2 separate regions of the Homo sapiens genome follow, and region 1 is linked to region 2. Evidence: read pairs that join two places in POLR2A ChIA-PET (ENCODE). Cell type or tissue: Panc1. All regions are shown on one strand. Links, peaks and the distances in the headings refer to the core of each region. The heading gives the core; the rest is flanking DNA. Region 1 has its middle 15 kb from the start of ENHO. Region 2 holds the start of IL11RA (interleukin 11 receptor subunit alpha).

Evidence for each region. Peaks named below come from ENCODE experiments on the same cell type or tissue, not always from the same donor. Only the 100,000 strongest peaks of a DNase experiment are listed, where the experiment ranks them.
Region 1: POLR2A ChIA-PET joins it to region 2 with 21 read pairs; 2 of 35 experiments call an interaction of 5 or more read pairs at or near these places.

Annotation. Positions count from the first base shown.
Region 1 is chr9:34,529,748-34,545,652 of GRCh38, reverse strand. No RefSeq gene overlaps it. Among named protein-coding and RNA genes, the nearest start is that of ENHO, 15 kb to the right of the region's middle. In Panc1, for the core only: no CTCF peak of the experiment used is centred there; no DNase peak of the experiment used is centred there; H3K27me3 peaks cover 894 bases.
Region 2 is chr9:34,648,633-34,656,632 of GRCh38, reverse strand. GALT (galactose-1-phosphate uridylyltransferase) reads right to left here. Exons shown (of 11, transcript NM_000155.4): 8 at 7,739-7,871; 9 at 7,552-7,635; 10 at 7,069-7,223; 11 at 5,598-6,264. The coding sequence ends at 6,184. IL11RA (interleukin 11 receptor subunit alpha) reads right to left here and starts at 4,448. Exons shown (of 13, transcript NM_001142784.3): 1 at 4,400-4,448; 2 at 1,316-1,415; 3 at 968-1,028. The coding sequence starts at 1,415. RefSeq lists an enhancer at 1,196-1,811 and a silencer at 4,393-4,492. In Panc1, for the core only: no CTCF peak of the experiment used is centred there; a DNase peak (open chromatin) is centred at 4,422; H3K4me3 peaks cover 1,618 bases; H3K27ac peaks cover 2,611 bases.

The sequences.
Region 1 (15,905 bases), core at 3,594-11,593, 110 kb after region 2:
GCAACAGCCAGCGTGCAAACCATAGGCTCCAGGGGAGACAAATGGGCCCAGACAAGATGGGAAGGGGCTCCAGGGCCTGCACACCAGGGCAAGGAGAGGTCGGCTAAACATGGGCCATGGCAGAGAGGAGTAAGAGGAAAGGAAATGGCATGGCCTTTAGACACCAAGACCACGGTCAAAATGGAGGCAGGAAGGAGAGACGATGGAAGAAAGGAAAGGAGGAGGGAGAGAAAGAAGGAAGGGAGCAAGAAAGATGATGAAAAGAAAACAACAACCGATGAAGACCCCGATCTAGAAGAAAACACACCCAAAGGAATAAAAGCAGAGTCCTGGCAAATCTTTCCTTTTATAGAAGGCCTTTTTAATAGCATGAAATCAGGAGAACAAAGAACTCAGGCAAGATGATAAAACAATGAATTAGATGAAAGGGATATTAGAGAAGCAAGTAAAAGAGGACTGAAATCTTATTTTTAAAGATGTAATAAACTAGAAACAGAGAAACAATCAATATTAATATAATAGATATTAATAGGCTTTAACCATTAAATAGTGGTTAAAAATCAAAGTAATAGGAAAGGCTTGAGATATTAAGAGTAAATGTCGTGGGAAAAGATAAAGCTACTAAAGCAATTGGAGAGAAGGTAATAGGACAAAGACAAGCTACCATAAGCTCAACTATTAACAGCCCTAAAGTAGGGGTTCCAAAAATGGAACTTAAAATGATATTAAGGTACAAAATACAGAAATCTTCCCCTGAAATGAAAGAACTGAATATTCAGATTGAAAGGGGCATACTGTATACCAGAAAAGTTGACACAGAGTAATTGATATTAAGACACATTGATTTGGCTGGGTGAGGTGGCTCACATCTGTAATGCCACCACTTTGGGAGACTTAGGCGGGAGGATCACTTGAGCACAGGAGTTTGAGGCCAGCCTGGGCAACATAGTGAGACCCTTCCGTCTAAAAAAGAAAAAAGATACATTGGTTTAGTTACCAAACTTTGGGGCTAAAGTAAGAATACTTAAGGCACCTAGACAGAAGAAGCAAGTCATTTATTTACAAGGGGGGATATTCAGTCTGGTCTCAGATTTCTCCAAGGTAGCATTTGACAAGTGAAGACAATGAAGCAATATCTACAGAGTTCTGAGGGGAAAAAGTGTCACCCTAAACCGTAACCAACAGAGTGGGTGATCTCAATCATAAATTTGGGGGATGGTGTACTCATGAACCTTTCCAGAAAAGACAAAATCCATTCAGCCAAGAGATTAGTCAAGGTCAGGAGCTGAGGAAGGGAAATTCATGGTAAAGAACTGGTGGGGACATTAATTCCACGTAGGAATTAACCTTAATTCAATTTCAGCGAAGATGACACTGTGGGAATTTTCGTTGCAAAACACTGTAAATACAGTTGACCTTTGAACAACACGAGTTTGAACTGTGCAGGTCCACTTATTCACAGATTAAGTAAAATCAATAAAAGTTACACCAAGAGTGCCTGCCTCTCCTGCCTTCCTCTCCCTCTTCTGCCTCTGCCACCCCTGAGGCAGCAAGACCAACCCCTCCTTTTCCTCCTCCTCCTCAGCCTCCTCAACATGAAGACGAGGATGAAGACCTTTATGATGATCCACTTCCACTTAATGAATAGTAAATATTAATAAATTATTTCTTCCTTATCATTTTCTTAATATTTTCTTTTCTCTAGCTTTAAGAATACAGTATATAATATATATAACATAAAAAATATGTGCAAATCAATTGTTTATGTTATTAATAAGGCTTCTCGTCAACAGTGGGCTATTAGTAATGTCAGGGGAGTCGAAAGTTATATGCACAGTCTGGAATGGAGAGGTGAGGTAGCAAGGAAAGCAGAAGTACTAATCACATCTTCGTTCATAGCTAAGTCAATAAAGGGATAAAACTAGAATATAATGGTAAAATCCTACTCCAACCTCCTTTTCTTTTCTTTTTTTTTTTTTTTTTTTTTTTTTGAGGCAGGGTCTTGCTCTGTTGTTCTGGCTGGAGTGACATGGTGCTATCACAGCTCACTGCAGCCTCGACCTCCTGGTCTCAAGCAATCCTTCCACCTCAGCCTTCGAGTAGCTGGGACCACAGGCATGTGCCACCATGCCTGGCTAATTTTTAAATTTTTGTAAAGACAGGGTCTCTCCATGTTGCCCAGACTGGTCTCGAACTCCTGGGCTCAAGTGATCCTGCTGCCTAGGTCTCCTAAAGTGTTGGGATTACAGGCGTGAGCCACTGCGCCTGGCCCAATCTCTTAATTGAAATGGCTCTTGAGAGAGGTCTTTTAGGAATGACTACTCTTTTAAGGTGAAGAAATATTTCAGCTATTCCATTTTCGCTTCAGTTTCTTTTTTTCTCTATTAAACTCAAGTAAACGTACATTTTCTACTTTTGGTTAAAAAAATAGTTTCTTTTTCTTTTTTTTTTTTTTTGAGACAGAGTCTCACTCTGTCGCCCAGGCTGGAGTGCAGTGGCGTGATCTCGGCTCACTGCAAGCTCCGCCTCCTGGGTTCATGCCATTCTCCTGCCTCATCCTCCCGAGTAGCTGGGACAACAGGTGCCCGCCATCGCGCCCGGCTAATTTTTTTGTATTTTTAGTAGAGACAGGGTTTCACCGTGTTAGCCAGGATGGTCTCGATCTCCTGACCTCGTGATCCGCCCGCCTCGGCCTCCCAAAGTGCTGGGATTACAGTCGTGAGCCACTGCACCTGGCCTAAAAAAATAGTTTCTATAGTATATCCCATTAGGACTATGAGAACAGTCCCATTCTTAGATATTTTTTCTACCTGACTGGCTCTCTCTCTAACCTCTCTCCTCAATTTTATGTATTATGTATATGGTTACAAAACGTAATACTGATCATTTCTGGGTGGTGAGGTTTTGAGTGCTTTGTTGCATTTTTCTTTGTATTCTTTTGTCTATTTTAGAAAACATTTATCATTTATCTACCTGTCTGCCTGTCTAAGGCAAATCACTTAACTTCTATGAGCCTCCAATTCCTTATCTTCAGCCTGGTAATAACAAAATTGGAGGGCATTTTAAAGACTGTGAGATAATATGCCACTCCCCTCGTGGTAGGCTGAATAATGGCCCCCAAGATGTCCACATCCTAATTCCCAGAACCTGTGAATGTTACCTTATATGGCAAAAGAGACTTTGCAGATGTGGTCAAGGATCTTGAGAAGACTATCCTGGATTATCTGAGGTGTGGTGATATAATCGCAATGATTCCAACAGGAGAGAGGGAGGCAGGAGGAGTCAGGGAAGACAGCAGTGGAATGATGGAAGCAGAGACTGGAGTGCTGTGCTTTGAGGATGGAGTACTGGTCCACAAGCCAAGGAATGCAGGCAGCCATTAGATACTGAAAAGGCAAGGAAATGCATTCTCCTCTTGGAGCCTACAGAAGGAACCAGCTCTGCCAACACATTGACTTTAGCCCACAAAAACTGATTTCAGACCTCTGAACAGTCAATTGTAAGCAAATAAATCTGTGTAGTTTTTTGTTTTTCTGTTTTCGTTTTTGAGACTGAGTCTCTCTCTGTCACCCTGGCTGGAGTGCAGTGGCACGATCTCAGCTCACTGCAACCTCCGCCTCCCAGGTTCAAGCGATTCTCCTGACTCAGCCTCCCAAGTAGCTGGGACTACAGGTGCCCGGCTAATTTTTGTATTGAAGCCACTACATTTATGGTAATTTGTTACAGCAGCAAAAGGAAACGAATGTTTACACCTGTTTCCTTGGCCCAAGGTGACCTCCCCATCCATCCCCTTCATCCAGCCAACTCCTACATGTTCAACATTTCACTCACGTTTCCCTGACATCTGCCCTCCACTGCTGCCCAGAGTGGGGCTGGGCTGTGCATCCCCCAACGTGGCACATGCCAGTCTGTGTGATAGTTCCTCATGGACAGGTCTCTCTTCCTCCCCGGCTGTGCATATGTGAGGATAGGCCTGGGGCCCAACAGAGGACTCAGCTCAGTAACTGTTAATGCATAGATGAATCAAGGAGGGCTGGGCGAGAGGTTGGCGCCTGATAATTACCCAAGACCCTCCTTTCTTGGCGCTAGGATCTCTCCCTTCCCTATGTTTACCTGGCTTTCTCTCCCACCAGTCTGTCCTCCTCCATATACACACATTCTTCCAATCTCTAGAAAACTGATCTGTGTCTATCTCTGACTTCTCTGACTTCTTCCTTTAGTCATTGGTCTAGAACACATTTGTTGACACCTACTAGTGACTCTGGGTAGGCTTATCTTTGCGTGTGTGTGTGTGTGTGTGTGAAAGAAAGGGAGAGATGGAGGCCTGTGAATCTCTTCATGTGTTTTCCCGGCCATGTGGTATGTGTGTAGTTGGTGTAATCATGTGTGTTTCTGTGTGGATGTGTTTTTATGTGCAGGCCTGTGTCTGTGGGTAGGCTTGTCTGTACATACATCTTTGCTTGTATGTATGTGTCTCTGCTTTGTGGGTTGTATGTATGCATGTTTGTCAGTGTGTGTCTGCATATGCAGGGAAGGACACCTTTTGATTTCTGCCCTCAAGGGGCTGGACTGCCTGCTGCAGGAGCTGGTGTGCCAGGATGACTCACAAGGATGTTAACTGAGTTTTGCTCCAGTCACAATCTTCCCTTTCCTGTCTCGTGCAGAAGGTCTGGTCAGGCTTTTTTTTTTTTTCTCCTTGTCTCTTGTAGGGAGGATCTCAGGCCCAAAGCTGAAGTCAACCACAGCCATCTTCCTGACCCTGACCTTCTGGAAACCTAAACTTCTTGAGAGGACTATGCTAAGGCGAAGGGAGAGGAGGTGAAGCAATCCAGACCCCCCGACACACACACTAAAAGACTGAGTCTGTGGTTGCATGGGCAGGGGGGACCCACTAATACTCCCTAATTGTACCCCAGGAGTGGGAGCAGGGTGGGCTTAGGAAGGGAGGCTCCTGGACATTGATCTCCCAACAGGGGCATCTCAGCAGAGCCCATGGGGATCACAGCATAAAATACCCAGGCCCTCTGTAAGCTGGGGAAGATGGGGTGAGGAGAGGGCCCAATCATGACCTATCTACTCGCTCCAGGGACTAGAACCCTGAGGGAGGCATTTATATTTAGTTTTGTTTTACCATTTTAACCCCCTTTTTTTTTTTTTGAGACAGGGCCTCGCTCTGTTGCCCAGGATGGAGTGCAGTGGTGCAATCATGGCTCACTGCAGCCTCAACCTCCTGGACTCAAGCAATCCTCCCACCTCAGCCTCCTGAGTAGCTGGGACTACAGGCATGTGTTGGGAAAAAGGCTTATGGGGTGCCTGCATAGACTAGCCATAAAAATATGGGACAATAAGTTGTGGAAAGCCACAAAAGGCCTCTCAGAAGGAAAGCCTCCTAATTGCCATCATGTTGCCCTGCTCAGAGCAAGACACACTCTCTTATTTGTAAACACTGTTCAAGGAGAAAGACACTCCTTTGAAACACTGGAAGGTGAACAGATGTGCAGGCTCCTAGTTAAGCCACTCCCACTAGCTACTCTCTGATAAGTTAAAGATATGCTGTTTGAGCACAAAGGAGATTCATTTAAACCGCTATTACTATAGATTACGTCTATGACGCATAGCCTCCCTTTCACTGTTTCGCCCTGAACATCTGCTTCTCAGATCTAAGTGATCGTACTCAACAGTGTGGAGACCAGAGCACTGAGCCTTTTGCAGCCTCCATTTTGCAGCTGGCCCCCGGGGCTCCCCACCTTTCAACTCTTGTCTCTTCTCAATCCTTTGTCGCCACCAGACTTCAGGTACCCTACGGGTGGTGTTGAGGCTGGTCCCCAACAGGCATGCACCACCATGTCCGGCTGATTTTTAAATTTTCTGTAGAGATGGGGTCTCCCTGTGTTGCCTAGGCTGGTCTCAAACTCCTGGGCTCAAGCAATCCTCTTGCCTCGGCCTCCAAAAGTGCTGGGATTACAGGTGTGAGCCACCATGCCCAGCCACCATTTTAACCATTATTATGTGTGCAGTTCTATGGCATTAAACACATTCACGTTACTGCACAACCATATAGTTTTTATAAAATAGACATTACTGATTTTGCACACCTTAGCACGCCTACCACTGGGCAGTGTCACTAGAAAAACACATATGGGGAGTGGGGCTGAGACTGTGGAGAGGCAGAGGACATCCCCTGCCCATGCAGGGCAGAGCGGGAGGAAGGATGGGCAGGAAGACCCGCAATGGTGCAGGTGCTCCTGAGCTCAGGAGAGGGTTGGGTGGGCGCTGTGGCTACAGGGGAGGTGGAACCACACAGTCTGTGCTTTGAAAGCCAGGCTGAGGTTCAGGAGCTTTTGCTCAGAATCAGGGGTTCAGGGAGCTGGAGAGACCTGGTGAGCTTTGTGTGTTGGAAAGACTGCTCTGGGGGCTGTGCAGAGTAGGGCTAGGCGGGAAGAGAATGTGGGACCCATGGTGGCTGAGAAAATGAGCAGGCCTAAGGAAGGTTCTTTGAATGATAGGAAAGGCCTGAGAGCCAGCTCTTGCTGTGTCCGGACAGGAGAGGACTAGGCCCAGGGCAGGGAGAATGGGGCTTTTAGAGCACACAGTCGCCATGTCTTGATGAGTGAGTGGTTGGGAGGGAAGGGAAAAGGAAGAGTCTTGTACAGCTCCTGTTGACTGGGAGGCAGCAGGACTGTTTATTGAAACAGCATGGGAGGAGGACAGGCTTTGGGCAAGTGGAACAACTATGGCTCAGACATTCACTCACTTGCCTATAGTCATATACGAAGCAATGGACAGATGAGTTCAGATGCAGACATGTCAAGTGTAAGACCTCTTGGGAGAGGACACTGAATCAGCATAGCAGTTAAGAGAATGACTCTGGGGTCAGACAAACCTAGGCTCCTGTTGACCTTGGGACAAATTTACAAGTTTATTAATCTCTTTTTTTTTTTTTTTTTTTTTTCAGTTTCTCGCTCTGTCACCCAGGCTGGAGTGCAATGGTGCAATCTTGGCTCACGGCAACCTCCACTTCCTGGTTTGAAGTAATTCTCGTGCCTCAGCTTCCCAAGTAGCTGGGATTACAGGCGTGCGCCACCACCCCCAGCTAATTTTTTGTATTTTTAGTAGAGACGAGGTTTCATCATGTAGCCCAGGATGGTCTCAAACTCCTGAGCTCAGGCAATCCGCCCACCTCGGCCTCCCAAAGTGCTAGCATTACAGGCCTGAGCCATGGCGCCCAGCCTGATTAATCTCTTTAATGCTCAGTTTCCTTCAGTGGAAAATCTGATAATAGTAACTACCTCATAGGGTTGTTGTAAGGATTTTTATTTTTTATTTTATTTCATTTTTCAGACAGGGTCTCACTCTTAGCCAGGCTGGAGTGCAGTGAAATCTTGGCTCACTGCAACCTCCGCCTCCCAGACTCAAGGGATCCTCCCACCTCAGCCTCCCAAGTAGCTGGGACTACAAGTGTGTGCCATCACGCCTGGCTAATATTTGTATTTTTTGTAGAGACGGGATTTTGCCATGTTGCCCAGGCTGATCTCAAACTCCTGGGCTCAAGCTGCTCGCCTTGTCCTCCCACAGTGCTGGGATTACAGGCGTGAGCCACCATGCCCAGCCGTTGTAAGGATTTAATGTATATAAAGAAACTGGCGTGGTACCTGCCATGTTATAAACACTCCATGAATCTTAGTTCTTAATGACAATAGCAGCAGCCACAACAACAACGCATACCAGTCTGGGACTTGGGAGTAAGGTCTGGGTTAGTATGAAAGCATTGTCAGCACAAAAATGGGCACTGGCTGGGCACAGTGGCTCACACCTGTAGTCCCAGCACTTTGGGAGGCCGAGGCAGGCTGATAACTTGAGATCAGGAGTTTGAGACCAGCCTGGCCAACATGGTAAAACCCCGACTCTACTAAAAATACAAAAATTAGCCAGGGGTGGTGGTGCACGCCTGTAATCCCAGCTACTCGGGAGGCTGAGGCACAAGAATTGCTTGAACCTGGGAGGCAGAGGTTGCCGCCAAGGTGGAGGTTGAGCCCAGATCCCGCCACTGCACTCCAGCCTGGGCAACAGAGCGAGACTCCGTCTCAAATAAAAAAAAAAAAGAAAGAAAAAGAAAAAAGAAAAATGGGCATGGAAGCCACAGACACAGAGGTGCTCACTTGAGTTGTGAGGAGAAGAGGGTGGGGGCTGAGAGCACAGCCCACCAAAGAAGCCGAGGAGGGGCCCAAGAGGTAAGGGAGACAACAAGCTGGAGTTGAAGGCAGTGCAGCAAATTTCGGTTCTAATCCAGGCTCTATCACCTGCTGCCATGGGGCCTTAGAAAAACCCCTTGACCACCTTGAGCCTCAGTTTCCTCATCTGTCTCATGGACCCGTCTTGCATCCAGGTGAGGATTATCTATAATGAATGTAAAACCCCGACAGAGACTAGGTGCTTAATAAAGGAGTTGTTGTTTTAGGAGGAGGAATAAATGTTCCCAGAGAGAACAGCTTCATGGAGGACACGGGAAGACAGAGTTTCAAAAGAGGACCAACAGCCTCAAGGCTGCCAAGTAGTCAACATAGATCAGGACTAAAAGGTATTCACTGGAAGTGACAAGGAGGTGAAAGTGACCTTGGTGAGCCAGCTTCAGGGATGGTGAGAGCAGAAGGCAGGGGCAGCGGCTGGGGAGTGACGGGGGGTGGGAAAGTGGAGCTGAGACAACAGGTGGCGGCTAGGCAGGGACACTGAGTAGTAGGTGGGCAGGGAAGCGACAGGCAGGGTTTTGAGATGGGGAAATCGGAGCCTGTGGCAAGTCTGCCTGTCACTGGATGTAGCTGCTCTGTGCCCACCCTTCCCCCACTGCGGAGGACTGGCTCCAGCCTTGGGACCATTTGTTCTCCACACGATCCCAGGCCCCTGGGTGTGCCCTGGTCCCCAACCTGGCTCATCCAGTGCTGAGGACAGGCACCTCTTCTCTTTGCCCTACTTTCCAATGTGGCTTGGGAAAAAAGTTGAAATGGTTCACACCTTTAGCCTGGGCCTTATCTCCTGTTCCTGGCCCTTCCAGCCCAGGGGAGATGGGAGATAGCTAACAAAAATAGCTATCATCAATTATATCTTTTCTCATGATTCCATCCCACCAGTATTTAAACATTCCATGTCAGAAACATGTAAGAAATTATTTAAAATAAAAAAACTTCCTCTGACTCTATGTCTTTCTGATCTATTCTCCTTCCTTCTAATTTTCACAGTCAATCAGTCAATTCTCTTGAAAGAATCGTCTATGTTGTATCTACTTTCTTTCTTTTTTTTTTTTTAGACAGAGTCTCACTCTGTCACCCAGGCTGGAGTTCAGTGGCATGATCATGGCTCACTGCAGTCACCAACTCCTAGGCTCAGGCAATCCTCCCTCATCAGCTTTCTGGGTAGCTGGGATTACAGGTGTGCACCACCACGCCTGGCTAATTTTTATATATATATATTTTTTGCAGAGTCAGGTTCTTGCTATGTTACCCAGGCTGGTCTCAAACTCCTGGCCTCAAGTGATCCTCCAACCTCAGCCTTCCAAAGTGCTAGGATTACAGGCATGAGCCACGGCTCCCAGCCTATATCTACCTCTTACTCACTCTGGAAACCACTAAACTCTGGCTTTCACTACATACCCCATTTCCATTTCCTACTGCCCACTGGAACTACTCCTTGTCAGGATAATCAAGAACCTCCTTATTCTTAAGTCCCACGGTCCCTTTTCTACAATAACCTCAACTGTCTTTGAAATTTTGGAGTAGTGACCCCTTCCTTCCTTCTCGAACCTCTGTCCTTTCTTGGCTTCCCTAAAATTATGGTCTCCCCCAGTTTTCCTTCTGCATCTCTGACATATCCTTCCTTATCTACTTTGCAGATTTATCTTTACCCTGCATCCATAAAAGTTAGCATGGTGGACTCCTTTATGTGATGTCTGGAAGGCATCCCCTTCTGGTGGGAACCATTCTTGTGGTTATCATGGAAGCCCTGGCCTTATGACCTCCTCAACAGATTACTGGTGCAGGGAATGGCATCTGTCCAAAGCCGGGCTGATGAGAGCAAGTCATGAGGAATTATGGAACTGAAACTTAGAAGGATAAGCTGGAGCTGGAACTGAAAAAGAGCCAACATCTTCTTGGGTACCTGGGTTGTAAGCTGCAAAGTTTGATAATTGTCAGGAGCTGGGTTTATTATTATGTAGACTAGAGAGGGAGGTTGAAGGATGAAGGAAAAGAGGGAAGGAGGGAGAGATCGAGAGGGAGAGAGAGAAGGACAGACAAAGAGAGAGGGAGAGAGAGGAAGCAAGCAGAAAGGCACGTAGATGAGCAGTAGAGAGTCCTGATGACATTCAGATTGCCAGATCCAGTTGTTCCCAAGTTCCAGCCATATTCTTGCACTAGGACTCTATGAAACAATATAGTTTTCTGAAAATAAATGCCCCCTTTGCCTAAACTAGTTCAAGTTAGGAAATCAGGTATCAGGACCAAAGTATTCTAAATGATAGAACTTAAAGTGAGGAACTAAGTCGAGGTGTGTAGAGGGGCAGTAAGAATCTCCTAATCCCAGCCTGGGAACCCGGAAGTCCTTTTTATGTCATAGCAAAGCAATTAGTTGAACTAGCACCTGTTGTCTCTTATGTCTTAGCTCATATGCTGACTGAAGCTGAAGCACTTGAAAATATGGTAATAGGCCGGGTGCAGTGGCTCACGCCTGTAATCCCAGCACTTTTGGAGGCCAAGACAGGTGGATGACTTGAGGTCAGGAGTTCCAGACCAGCCTGGCCAATATGTTGAAACCCTGCCTCTACTAAAAATTTAAAAATTAGCCTGGCGTGTTGGCGGGCACCTATAATCCCAGCTACTTGGGAGGGCTGAGGCAGAAGAATTGCTTGAACCCGGGAGGCAGAGGTTGCAGCGAGCCGAGATCGCCCCACTGCACTCCAGCTTGGGTGACAAAGTGAGACTGTCTCAAAAACAAAACAAAACAAAACAAAAAACAAAGAGAAAATATGGTGATAAAAAGTCAAGACAACAAAAATGAGTTATTCAAAATGGGTGGTCTGTGCACAGTTAGGGGGCAAGAGAGTAAGCATTTTACTTGGGTAAGGAAATTTGTTTCAGCCTTGACCTCAGATTACTAGGAGTAAGATAATTATGTGCCTTGCTGAATTTCAGGAGCTGGGTTATTTGCTGCTCTCTAATGTTAATACCCTGATTAGGAAACTGTGAGAGCCTAGCAATCATGACTTACACTGGAAGATTCGGCATTGGAAAGCCCTTCTTCTCCCCACCTTGCCAGGCAAATGTGATGGTGCCTCCCATTGTAAAGTGCATTGACTGGAATGGGGCGAAGCAAGGGCATCATTCCAGGGCAGGTGGAAGAAGAAAGGATCCCAGCCCTTCTAGTCCAGCCTACGATTTCCTATGAAGCCACAAGCCATAGTCAGATGGACTGAAAAAGACCCAGACATAGAGCTAAAAAAGAGAAATTGCTCCAAAAGTGTGCTCAGGCCGTGAATCATCTTGGTAAACCTAGAGATTCTAGAAGCATGATTCTGTAAAATTCTGGTATTGATTATGGTAGTAGAAATGTATTCATGGATGTCCTTCACCTTTCATACAGTTTTTTTAATATGGGAAAATTCCCATTTCAAAATCCAGCCTACTCAGTATAGTAAGTCAGAATTGAAATTCACCACATACAATTGTTTACAGGGATGATACTTCACCCACATGAGACTTCCATTTGGAAGTGAGAAAAATGAGTGAGGGAAACACTAAACTTCACCAATATTTCTGGGTCTCCTCTCCTTCTGAGTACCAGAAAGACTGTACTTCTCCTGTCCCTTGATGTCAGGTATGGCTGTGAGGTTTCTTTTGATCAAGGCAATGTGAGCAGAAGCCAGTGTATGCTTCTCCTCACTTTTTTCTCCTGCCACAGCAAACCCTGAAAGCTCATGTCAGGAAGGTCAAGAAGGCAGCATCATCACAAGATGGTGGAGCCTCCAGCAGCCTGGATGCTTGAGTGGCCGCAGTGAGCCAGACTTCTCCACCCCACCTCCCACCCTGCCCCATGCTGGAACTATAGCATGAAGAAGCAATACATTTTTTCTTGTTTTAAGTCAGTAAGATTTGAAGGTTGTTTGTAACTACTGTGTTACCTAGCCAATCCTGATTGATATAGGTAGGAAGCAGGTTAGACACAGAGCTTCGATTTCTGCTGTTGCCGGTAGTAACACAAGTGTCCAGCTTTTGGGGGTGGTAGCGGCAACAGCAGTGGTTTCCCAGTGGTTGCAATATTGAGTTCCTATCACAGAAGGGCCATAGAGCTTGTAAAATTGGCAGTCAAATTGAACTCTTGGTACTTAGTATTCGGAGTGGAAATGGCTGTGGTTTCCCCATCAGGTGTGTGGTATGATTTGGGTGTTGTTCTAGGATCTTAGCCTCAAGTCCATTTCCCCAGCCCTCCTAACAGTTTTGAGCTAAATAATCTTTTCTAACAAATCCTTTTTCTGCTTTATCCAGAATGGATTCTATTATTTGTGAAAAAGAACCCTGACTGATAAAATTACTATACTTAACAATCTCAGATTCCATTGATTATAAGAGGCAAGTTATTTTATAAACGACTATGAAAAAAGAGGGCTGGGTGTAGTGGCTCCTGCCTGTAATAGCAGCACTGTGGAAGCCGAAGCAGGCGGATCAGGAGTTCGAAACCAGCCTCGCCGGCATGGTGAAACCCTGTCTCTACTAAAAAATACAAAAACTAGCCAGGCGTGGTGGTGCACGCCTGTAGTCCCAGCTACTCAGGAGGCTGAGGCAGGAGAATCACTTAAACACAGGAGGCAGAGGTTGTGATGAGCTGAGATTGTGCCACTGCACTCCAGCCTGGGAGACAGAGTGAGACTCTGTCTCAAAAATAAATAAATAAATAAAAGAAAAAAGGAAGATGGCCGAATAGGAACAGCTCCAGTCTACAGCTCCCAGTGTGAGCGATGCAGAAGACGCATGATCTCTGCATTTCCAACTAAGGTACTGGGTTCCTCTCACTGGGGATTTTCGGACAGTGGGTGCAGGACAGTGGGTGCAGCGCACCGAGCGTGAGCCAAAGCAGGGCAAGGCATCGTCTCACCCGGGAAGTGCAAGGGGTCAGGGAATTCCCTTTCCTAGCCAAGGGAAGAGGGGACAAACGGCACCTGGAAAATCGGGTCACTCCCACCCTAATACTGCGCTTTTCAGACGGTCTTAGCAAACGGCACACCAGGAGATTATATCCCGTGCCTGGCTCAGAGGGTCCTATGCCCACAGAGCCTCACTCATTGCTAGCACAGCAGTCTGAGATCAAACTGCAATGCAGCAGCCAGGCTGGGGGAGGGGCGCCCGCCATTGCTGAGGCTTGAGTAGGTAAACAAAGCTTCCAGGAAGGGAAGCTTGAACTGGGTGGAGCCCACCGCAGCTCAAGGAGGCCTGCCTGCCTCTGTAGACTCCACCTCTGGGGGCAGGGCATAGCCGAACAAAAGGCAGCAGAAACCTCTGCAGACTTAAATGTCCCTGTCTGACAGCTTTGAAGAGAGTAGTGGTTCTCCCAGCACAGAGCTTGAGATCTGAGAACAGATAGACTGCCTCCTCAAGTGGGTCCCTGACCCCCAAGTAGCCTAACTGGGAGGCACCCATCAGTAGGGGCAGACTGACACCTCATACGGCCGGGTACCCCTCTGAGACGAAACTTCCAGAGGAACGATCAGGCAGCAACACTTGCTGTTCACCAATAATCGCTGTTCAGCAATATTCGCTGTTCTGCAGCCTCCGCTGCTGATACCCAGGCAAACAGGGTCTGGAGTGGACCTCCAGCAAACTCCAACAGACATGCAGCTGAGGGTCCTGACTGTTAGAAGGAAAACTAACAAACAGAAAGGGCATCCACATCAAAACCCCATCTGTATGTCACCATCATCAAAGACCAAAGGTAGATAAAACCACAAAGATGGGGAAAAAACAGAGCAGAAAAACTGAAAATTCTAAAAATGAGAGCACCTCTCCTCCTCCAAAGGAATGCAGCTCCTCACCAACAATGGAACAAAGCTGGATGGAAAATGACTTTGATGAGTTGAGAGAAGAAGGCTACAGACGATCAAACTTCTCCGAGCTAAAGGAGGAAGTTCGAACCCAACACAAAGAAGTTAAAAACCTTGAAAAAAGATTAGACGAATGGCTAACTAGAATAACCAATGCAGAGAAGTCCTTAAAGGACCTGATGGAGCTGAAAATCATGGCACAAGAACTACATGGCAAATGCACAAGCTTCATTAGCCGATTTGATCAACTGGAAGAAAGGGTATCAGTGATGGAAGATCAAATGAATGAAATGAAGCGAGAAGAGAAGTTTAGGGAAAAAAGAATAAAAAGAAATGAACAAAGCCTCCAAGAAATATAGGACTATGTGAAAAGACCAAATTTACGTCTGATTGGTGTACATGAACGTGACGGGGAGAATGGAACCAAGTTGGAAAACACTCTGCAGGATATTATCCAGGAGAACTTCCCCAATCTAGTAAGGCAAACCAACATTCAAATTCAGGAAATACAGAGAACGCCACAAAGATACTCCTCGAGAAGAGCAACTCCAAGACACATAATTGTCAGATTCACCAAAGTTGAAATGAAGGAAAAAATGTTAAGGGCAGCCAGAGAGAAAGGTCGGGTTACCCACAAAGGGAAGCCCATCAGACTAACAGCGGATCTCTCGGCAGAAACTCTACAAGCCAGAAGAGAGTGGGGGCCAATATTCAACATTCTTAAAGAAAAGAATTTTCAACCCAGAATTTCATATCCAGCCAAACTAAGCTTCATAAGTGAAGGAGAAATAAAATACTTTACAGACAAGCAAATGCTGAGAGATTTTGTCACCACCAGGCCTGCCCTACAAGAGCTTCTAAAGGAAGCACTAAACATGGAAAGGAACAACCGGTACCAGCCACTGTAAAAACATGCCAAATTGTAAAGACCATCAATGCTAGGAAGAAACTGCATCAACTAACAAGCAAAATAACCAGCTAACATCATAATGACAGGATCAAATTCACACATAACAATATTAACCTTAAATGTAAATGGGCTAAATGCTCCAATTAAAAGACACAGACTGGCAAATTGCATAAAGAGTCAAGACCCATCAATGTGCTGTATTCAGGAAACCCATCTCATGTGCAGAGACACAAATAGGCTCAAAATAAAGGGATGGAGGAAGATCTACCAAGCAAATGGAAAATAAAAAAAGGCAGGGGTTACAATCCTAGTCTCTGATAAAACAGACTTTAAACCAACAAAGATGAAAAGAGACAAGGCCATTACATAATGGTAAAGGGATCAATTCAACAAGAAGAGCTAACTATCTTAAATATATATGCACCCAATACAGGAGCACCCAGATTCATAAAGCAAGTCCTTAGAGACTACAAAGAGACTTAGACTCCCCCACACAATAATAATGGGAGACTTTAACACCCCACTGTCAACATCAGACAGATCAACGAGACAGAAAGTTAACAAGGATATCCAGGGATTGAACTCAGCTCTGCACCAACCGGACCTAATAGACATCTACAGAACTCTCCACCCCAAATCAACAGAGTATACATTCTTCTCAGCACCACATTGCACTTACTCCAAAATTGATCACATAGTTGGAAGTAAAGCACTCCTCAGCAAATGTAAAAGAACAGAAATTATAACAAACTGTCTCTCAGACCACGGTGCAGTCAAACTAGAACTCAGGATTAAGAAACTCACTCAAAACCACTCAACTACATGGAAACTGAACAACCTGCTCCTGAATGACTACTGGGTACATAATGAAATGAAGGCAGAAATAAAGATGTTTTTTGAAATCAATGAGAACAA
Region 2 (8,000 bases), core at 1-8,000:
AATTCCTTTTACTGGCTTTCAAAGCCCCTTGTGAGCCAGCCCTTGCCTTCCTTTCCTTCTTCAGCTCCTATCTCTCTCCCCCTCACCCACTGAAAACTCCAGCTACATTGGTCTTCTTTCTATTCCTCGGGGGTATTGAGCTCATTCCCACCTCAGGACATTTTGCACTAGCTGCTCCCTCTGTCACGAGCGCTTATACCTTAATGTGTGCATGGCTGCCTCCTTCCTGACCTTCAGAAATCAGCTTCAACACCATCTCCTCAGAGAGACCTTTCCTAACTACCAATTAAAAGGTAACCACGGGCCAGGCACGGTGGCTCACGCCTGTAATCTAGCACTTTGGGAGGCTGAGGTGGGTGGATTACTTGAAGTCAGGAGTTCAAAGCCTGACCAACATGGTAAAACCCCGTCTCTACTAAAAATACAAAAAAAAATTAGCCGGGCCTGGTGGCGCATACCTGTAATCCCAGCTACTTGGGAGGCTGAGGCAGGAGAATTGCTTGAACCCAGGAGGCAGAGGTTGCAGTGAGCCCAGATTGCACCACTGCACTCCAGCCTGGGCAACAGAGTGAGACTCTCGGAAAAAAAAAAAAAAAAAGTAACCACTCAGTTGTCCTCTTCGACATCCCTCACTTTGGTTTTTCTGCCCTGCAGGTATTACTATCTGGCAAGATTCTCCTTTGCTTATTGTCTTCCCCACTAAGATGTAAGCTCTTTGAAGGCAGGCACCTTGCCTGGCATTAGCACTGCTGTATCCCAGAGCCTAGAATAGACCTGGCACTTGGCAGATGCTCAAAACATACCAGTTGAATTTTCTGTTGAATAAGGATAGTTAGACGGTTAGGACAGATAGAGAGGTGAGGATTACGGACAGAGCGGGCAAGGATGGGAGGGGCGGGACATGAGGACTAGGCAGAGTCAAGAAAGGGTCATGAGTGTCAGACCAACAGGCAGGTGGGGCACTTACCCGGCAGTCACTCCAGGACAACACAGCTTCACGGACCTGCCTGGCTGCCCATACTGGACCCCTGTGGAGGGCACTTCTGAGGTAAGGCTCTTCCTTTACCCCCCTCCCCACTTTGTGAGAATGACAGATAAGAAGCAGACTGTTAAAACCTGGGTGGTGGGGGGCTCACTGGATCAAAGCATCATGTTATAATCTGGAGACAGAGGTCAGAGAACAGGGTAGAGAGAGGACCCAGGTTGGATGACAGGAGCAGGGGTGGTGTCACAAGTTAGGCATGGGAAGGGGCCACAGTGAGGGTGGCAAGTCACAAGTCAGAGTTGGGAGGTTGTAGAGCAGGGTTCTTCTCACCTGGGGGGCCCCAGGCCTGGGGGCAGGGGGAGGAGGCAGACACCAGGGCTGTAGCCACGGCCACCAGGACCCTGCTCAGCCCTGAGCAGCTGCTGCTCATCTGTGGGGAGAGGTAGAGTCAAAAATCCCCGACCCCTGAGATGGGAGGCTAAAGCCTGGCTCTTCCTCTCCAAAACTGAGGCTTCCTAGGAGAAAAATTGATGCACCAAGTGGGGTAAGGCTGTTAGAAATCACTGCGGGAACTGACCTGAGGTCCCCTTTCCCACTGTATACCCAGTGCTTTGCATGTGCGTGCGCGCGCACACACACACACACACACACACGGACACACACACCCCCTCACACCCTCCATCTCAGTCCTGGGCTTAGGGCCCAGAACAAAAGCCGGAGGCAACAGACTGTGCCAGCAACTCCCCCTCCACTGCCCTTGGCGCCCACCCCTGGCACCAAGCACTGGCACCAGCTCAGCCACTCCCATTAACCCCTCCAGTCCAGCTGTTGGGAATTCTGGTATTTACCCCCACCTGGTCCAGGGCTTATCACTGCCTCTGATTAACCTAGGCAGACCTTATCACCCTGGGGGAAGGGTGTCATCATGGATCTGAGCCCATCCTGCACTCCCACCCTGAGGCCCACCCCTGCCCTGGCTGCCAGGCTTCTCGCCTGAACCTGGCTCCTTGGTCTGGCTACTTGGGCCACTCAGCTGGGCCTGGCTCTTGACACTTCGTTGGTCTCCAGTTTGTGAAGCTGGATGGGGCTAGGGTGCAGGCTGGGGCTGTGTAGTTAAGCAGATCCAGATGCCCTGGCTGCTGCCAGAGGCTGGGGGTGGGCGAGGAGCCAGCAGATGGAAATGGAGACAGGGTGGCGGGGAGGGGAGGGGAGGGAAGGGGATGAGAGGCTGAGAGGAACTGGGAGCCTGCAGGGACAGGCATGGGGGCCACAGCACCAAGAGATACTCAGAGATCAGGACTAGGAGGTGATGGGGCAGTGTGGGAAGTGTTGGAAAGACTGGATTGGGGTCAGCGGAAACTCAAAAAGCTAACAGTGTGTCTATATGGCAGGTGGGGGATGCTAGGAGAGAGAGATTCTGGACAAGGGGGAGCAGAAGGAGGAAGGCAGTGGTGAAGTGGATGGAGAACGAAGGGGCAGGCGGGGAAAGGGCTCTGGGAACAAGACCAGAAGAGGAAGAGCACGGACCCTTCAGGAGTAGGAGTAGAGCAGAGCAGGGCCTCCACCTGTCTGTGTGTCTGTCTGAGTGTGTCCAGTTGGCTCACCCCTGGCCACCCAGCCACACTTACCCTGCTTAGCCCCACCCTACCTCGGTGATCCCAGCAGCAGAGTGTCCATAGCCTCTAGGACTTCCTCTCACCAGCTACAGCCCCCGTCTCCTACTCCACTCAGTTCTGGGACCCCAGAGCCATCCCCTCCTTCCCCTTCCCTGCCCCGCCCCCTCTAAGCCCTGGAGCTCTGCCGCCCCTAGCCAGGCCCCCTCCCTGCTCCTGCCTCCTCCCTCCTTCCCTCCCACCCAAGGCCCTGGGAAGGGAAGAGGCCTCCCCCAAGTCTGGAAAGGAAGCCACAGACACAGCCAAGGCCAGCAAGAGGGAAAGGAGGGTGGCTAATACTTATGTCCCTGTCAGTGAGAGATGCCCTGTGTTTTCACACAGCCAGACACAGTCACATTCACACACAGACTCAAGAGGCACAGTTAACAAAAGGGCATGCCTTTGAACACACGTGGACACAATCAAATGAAAAATCAGATACAAACTCCCCCTCTTTTCACTCCTCACCAAATGTTTCCTTAGGGTACAGCTGGCTGTGCTTCCAGGGGAAGGGAGGCCCCAGGTTGGGGGATATAAGGAGAGGCCAAAGAGTCCAGTTCCCCCTCCCCTGGAAGTTCCAGCCATTTCTCACCTCCCCCTCCATTCTTTGGGCCCCAGCACCAGGAAATGCCTTTGGTCCCTTGGTGCCAGATACACAAGACCCACAGTTACCCTCAGACTCATACACTCTCACATGCGGTCACTCACAGTCACACGGGCACAGCCACACCGCCTCAGACTCAGACACACTTACACATATTCATACACTCACGCAGTCACACACGCACACAGCCCCTACCAGGGCTCACAGCACCGCCTAAAAGCAACTCTTCATCATGGTCTAAGCCCCCTCTCTCAGGGAGCTCTTAGCCGGGGCAGACCCGCATCTCATCACTGTTACAGGCCCCCAACTAGCCAGAGATCAAGATCAGCAGGGAAGGCAGGCATAGGGGCACAGAGAGAGACAGAGAGAAAGGAAAGGCAAAACTGGAAATGCACCCACACAGAGAGACCAGGGGAACAAAGCTGTGAAGAAACACACAGAGGTATCTCTAGTAAGACAGCAATAGGGACAGAAAACGGCACGTAAGGGAAACTGAGCCAAGCAGGGAAACAGAAAATAAGGAGCAGTAGACCTGATGCTGGGGATTCTTGAGCAGAGGAAGGAGGGGAAGCCACGTGTGTTGTGGGTGTGTCTGTCAATGCTGGACACTTAAGAGAAAGGTCAGTCCCATGGGCTCTTGAGGTAGGTCCCCCAATACATGAATACAGCTGTACTCCCACACGGTTTAAGTTAGGACCCAGGACACACACATAGTCACAAACCTCACTTTTGCTCTGCTACTGCTGAAGTCACACATTGGCACACACAAAGCCAGCCACCCACTCTCACGCTGGCAGACATGGTCTCAAACCCCACAGAGACCTTCCCAAAACACATTCCCTCATGTGGTCACAGTCCCTCTCACACAAACACACAACCCAGTCCCACCAAAAATGTGCATTGACAGATACACACATAATCCCACACTTGCACAGCCACATGCACCTCCAGCTCCATGCACACTGACACACGCAGTCACATTAGCTGACAGCTGCACCAAGTGACACTCAGAATCGCACACAATGATACTGTCACACAGACACAGCCTCACAGGCACATACACACTGACAGTCGTTAGTCACTCCCGGCCTTTCAGATCATACATCACCCTGCCCCGCCCACTCCTGACAAGACTTTGGCGTCTACACCAGGCCTCACCTTCCGCGGCCGCTGCCGCCAGCGCCCTCTGCCCTCGCCCTCGCCCTCTGCCCCGGCCTCTACTCCCTCCCGCCCTGGGCCCCCGCAGCGGGGGTGGCTCCGCCCAGGCGCCAATGGAAGGAGAGGAGTGAAATAGGGGGGCTCCTGGCCCATTGGAGACTCCAACTGCCAATCACCTCCACCCCCACCTCCGCCGGACACTTCCTGTCCCGTCCCGGACTGAAGAGGCTGCTTGGGACAGAGTCTGGAGCTGGATTCCTGGGTCTCCGCCTGAAGGCCTATCCACCCTGGAACAGCAGGACTGGAAACAAGAGCCACTGGCCAGGTGATTGGAGAAGCTGAAGGTGCCCCTGACTCCAGATAAGATAAAGAAGAAGGAGGGCTGTGTAGGGCAGTGGTTCTCAAACTTTGCTGGATATTGTGGTTTGAAAACTGCAAAACCCCACCCCATACCAATTAAATCAGAGTCTCTGGAGGTTGGACCTAGGCACCAGTATTGTTTAAAACTTCCCAGATGATTCCAAAATGCAGCCAAATCAGAGGTGTAAGGTGTGTCGGGTATATGTATGCCTCAAGAAACCAGCCACCCACTCAGGGTTCTCATCTACTCCCCAGTCATGGGAAGCTCGAGGGAAATGTGTGCATACTATGTCTATCAGATCTTCCAGACCAGGGCAACACTCCCAAGTTCCAGGTACTTCCCCTCCAGGATCTCAGGGAAGAAAAACCCTGGTCTGGAAGGCAGGCAGCCAAGTTTCTCCTGGGCCAGATTCAGTCACTGTCCAGCCTTAGTGTGATTTCCCCACCCACAGGCTTGGTTCCCCTGGGGAAAGAACGAAGGCAAAAACCATTCTGGCCATCCCTGCATCATTCACAATGCCTGCCTTCGCCTTAAAATTTGGAGGACACCAGTGGCATCAGGTCTCCTGTGTTGCATAGACTGTTGTTCCCACAGCGTTGCCAGGGAAACAGGTCCAGAGGGGACTGAATAGACCCCAGGTCACTCTGAGAGCCATACCTTCCTTCCAGGCCCTAGGGTTCCTAACTCTAGCAGTCCCTTCTCTGTCAGAGCTGTTTCTGTTTGTGCAATGATTGGGGCACAAGGGCAGCAGAAGTATATGGTGCCCGCACATGTGAGAGTCTGGAGGAGCCAAGGACACAAAGCCACGTACACGCTCCCTACACACTCCCTACCCGCCCCTTTAGCCCCTGTGGGCTGGAGCAGAGCCAAGCTGCAGCCACTCACAAAGCCAGGGTTCTGGCCAGCAGCCCAGGATCTGGCCACTGACCACTGGGATCAGGATCCAGCTCACCCGCTCCCCATCAAACCCTCAGGCCCAGGCTTGGAGCTGACACCCTAGGGGTGGTGGCAAAGGGGGCTCTGGCCTTCCCAAAGCCTCAGCCACAACCAAGACACAAGATTTTAAAACAGTTTCCTAAACTGGGAATGCTGTCATTACACCAAGAGTAAGAGAATCTATAGGCTAGATATAATACTGAATATTAATTTTGTTCAGAAATTTGGGGTAGATTTTTGCATCAAGATTTTACACATCTGTAGACAAAGAAAAGTTGTAGCTGGAGCTATGCCTTTAGCTTTTAACCCTAGATCTCTGAAGGTTCACACTCCTCTGATATTAGAGTATGTGATAAAAGTTTGAGATGCACAGTTTTATTAATGCTATATCTGCCCAAATTCCAGGCCAGGATTCAAGGCCCTTTCTGCTTAATTCAGCAAGACTGTTGAAAACAAAAAAGGATTCAAGGCCCTGTGGTCGGCGTGGTCAGGCGATGGTTGCTGTCTCCCTGTCCTTCTGCCCCAGGTGGTAATGAACCTCAGGAAGTGCCCTTAGTCTCTCTGCAGCCTGGAAAAGGGACAGGGAGCAATTAAGGAGGATAAGGGCTGGGCTGCCAAGAATGGTGGCATGGACTTCATTTTTTTTTTTTTTTTGAGACGAGGTCTTGCTCTGTTGCCCAGGCTGGAATGCAATGATGCCATGATGATGGCTCACTGCAGCCTCAAACTCCTGGGCCCAAGTGATCCTATCTCAGCCTCCCAAGTATCTGGGACCACAAGTATATGCCACCATACCTGGCTAACTTTTTAAATTTTTTTTGTAGAGACGAGGGCTTCCTATGTTTCCCAGGCTAGTCTCGAACTTCTGGGCTCAAGCAATCCTCCCATCTTGACCTCCCAAAGTGCTGGGATTAAGGCATGAGCCACCACACCCGGCCGATGGTATGGAGTTCTGGGTGCTCAGGAGACATTTTGCTGGATATTGTGGTTTGAAATATGAATATGAAATATGAATGCCACAGGCCCACTGGGGGTGGGCCTGTGGGATTGTGAGGCTGGTGATAAGGACTGCTGAAGCCACCAGGGGATGAAAGAGTTTAGCAGCTCCTGAGTCCCAAGGAATGCCCAGGTTGTTATGGGAAACTATCAGGGTCATGACTGTTGGGTTCCCTGGAGGAAGCAGGAGAGAAGGGGGATCTGAGGACCATACTCTCCTTCCAGGCCCTAGGGCTCCTAACTTTGGCAGTCCCTTCCTGCCAGAGCTGTTTTCTGCCTTGTGCAATGACTGGAGCACAAGGGCAACAGAAGTATCAGGTGCCTGCACATACTGCATGTGAGAGTCTGGAGACGCCAGACTGTTCTGAGTCCTGACCTGCTCAGGGGTGAGGTCCCTCTGAGCCTGAGCAAGCATTTCGTAGCCAACCATGAATTTCCGGACAGTGGCAGAGCGCAGGAGCGGAGGGTAGTAATGAGCGTGCAGCTGCCAATGGTTCCAGTTGGCCCCAGCCTCTGATCCTGTGGGAGCCCCTGACAGAAAGAAGAGAGACAGTGGGGAGAGAGAGCCCTTTTACAGTTATCCAGGTTAGCACCTACTCCCAAACCCAACCAGGTATCTGAAAACTACATCTCCCAGGATCCCCTGCTTGAGAAGAGCTGGCAGGAGATTAGAAAGCACATTGGAGATGTAGTTTCACCAAGTTTGCTGCTCCACCCTCAGTCCCAGCATCTCTACTCTGGCCACTTCCCCCAGCAACTGTTTCAAGGCTTGCTCCTTTGAGGTTGCAGTTCACTAGGCTGAGCCCCAGGAGCCCAGAAATGGTGTTGGGGCTAAATATAGGTACTTGAAAAGCCTCACCATGCCAGCCCATGGAGTAGGGAAAGGACGTCTCAAAGAGGTTGTCATACTTGGTCAAGAGCTTCTTCATGATGGAGGCTAGATCTGGAATCAGAGCCTGACTCTCAGCCTGGGGTCCAGATGCTGACCCTACTGGGAGCAACCTCCATCCAGTGCCTAGCCCCAGGATCCTACTTGGGAGACTGACCATCACGCTCAGCAGGGGTCAGCTCAGGTAGCCGCCGCACATGCCGACGGGGCAGCAGCAGTGTCTGGTAGGGCCATGTTGCCCAGAAGGGGACCAGTACTAACCAGTGCTCACTGGTTAGGACCAGACGTTCCTAGGAAGACAGAATGGATAGGAAGTCATCAAGGTGACATAGGAGCCGGAGTGTGGTCAGCAAATAGGCAAGGGAAGCAGAAGAAAAGAATGTGCCCAGGATCTGATGTCTTCTCACCACCTCTACCAC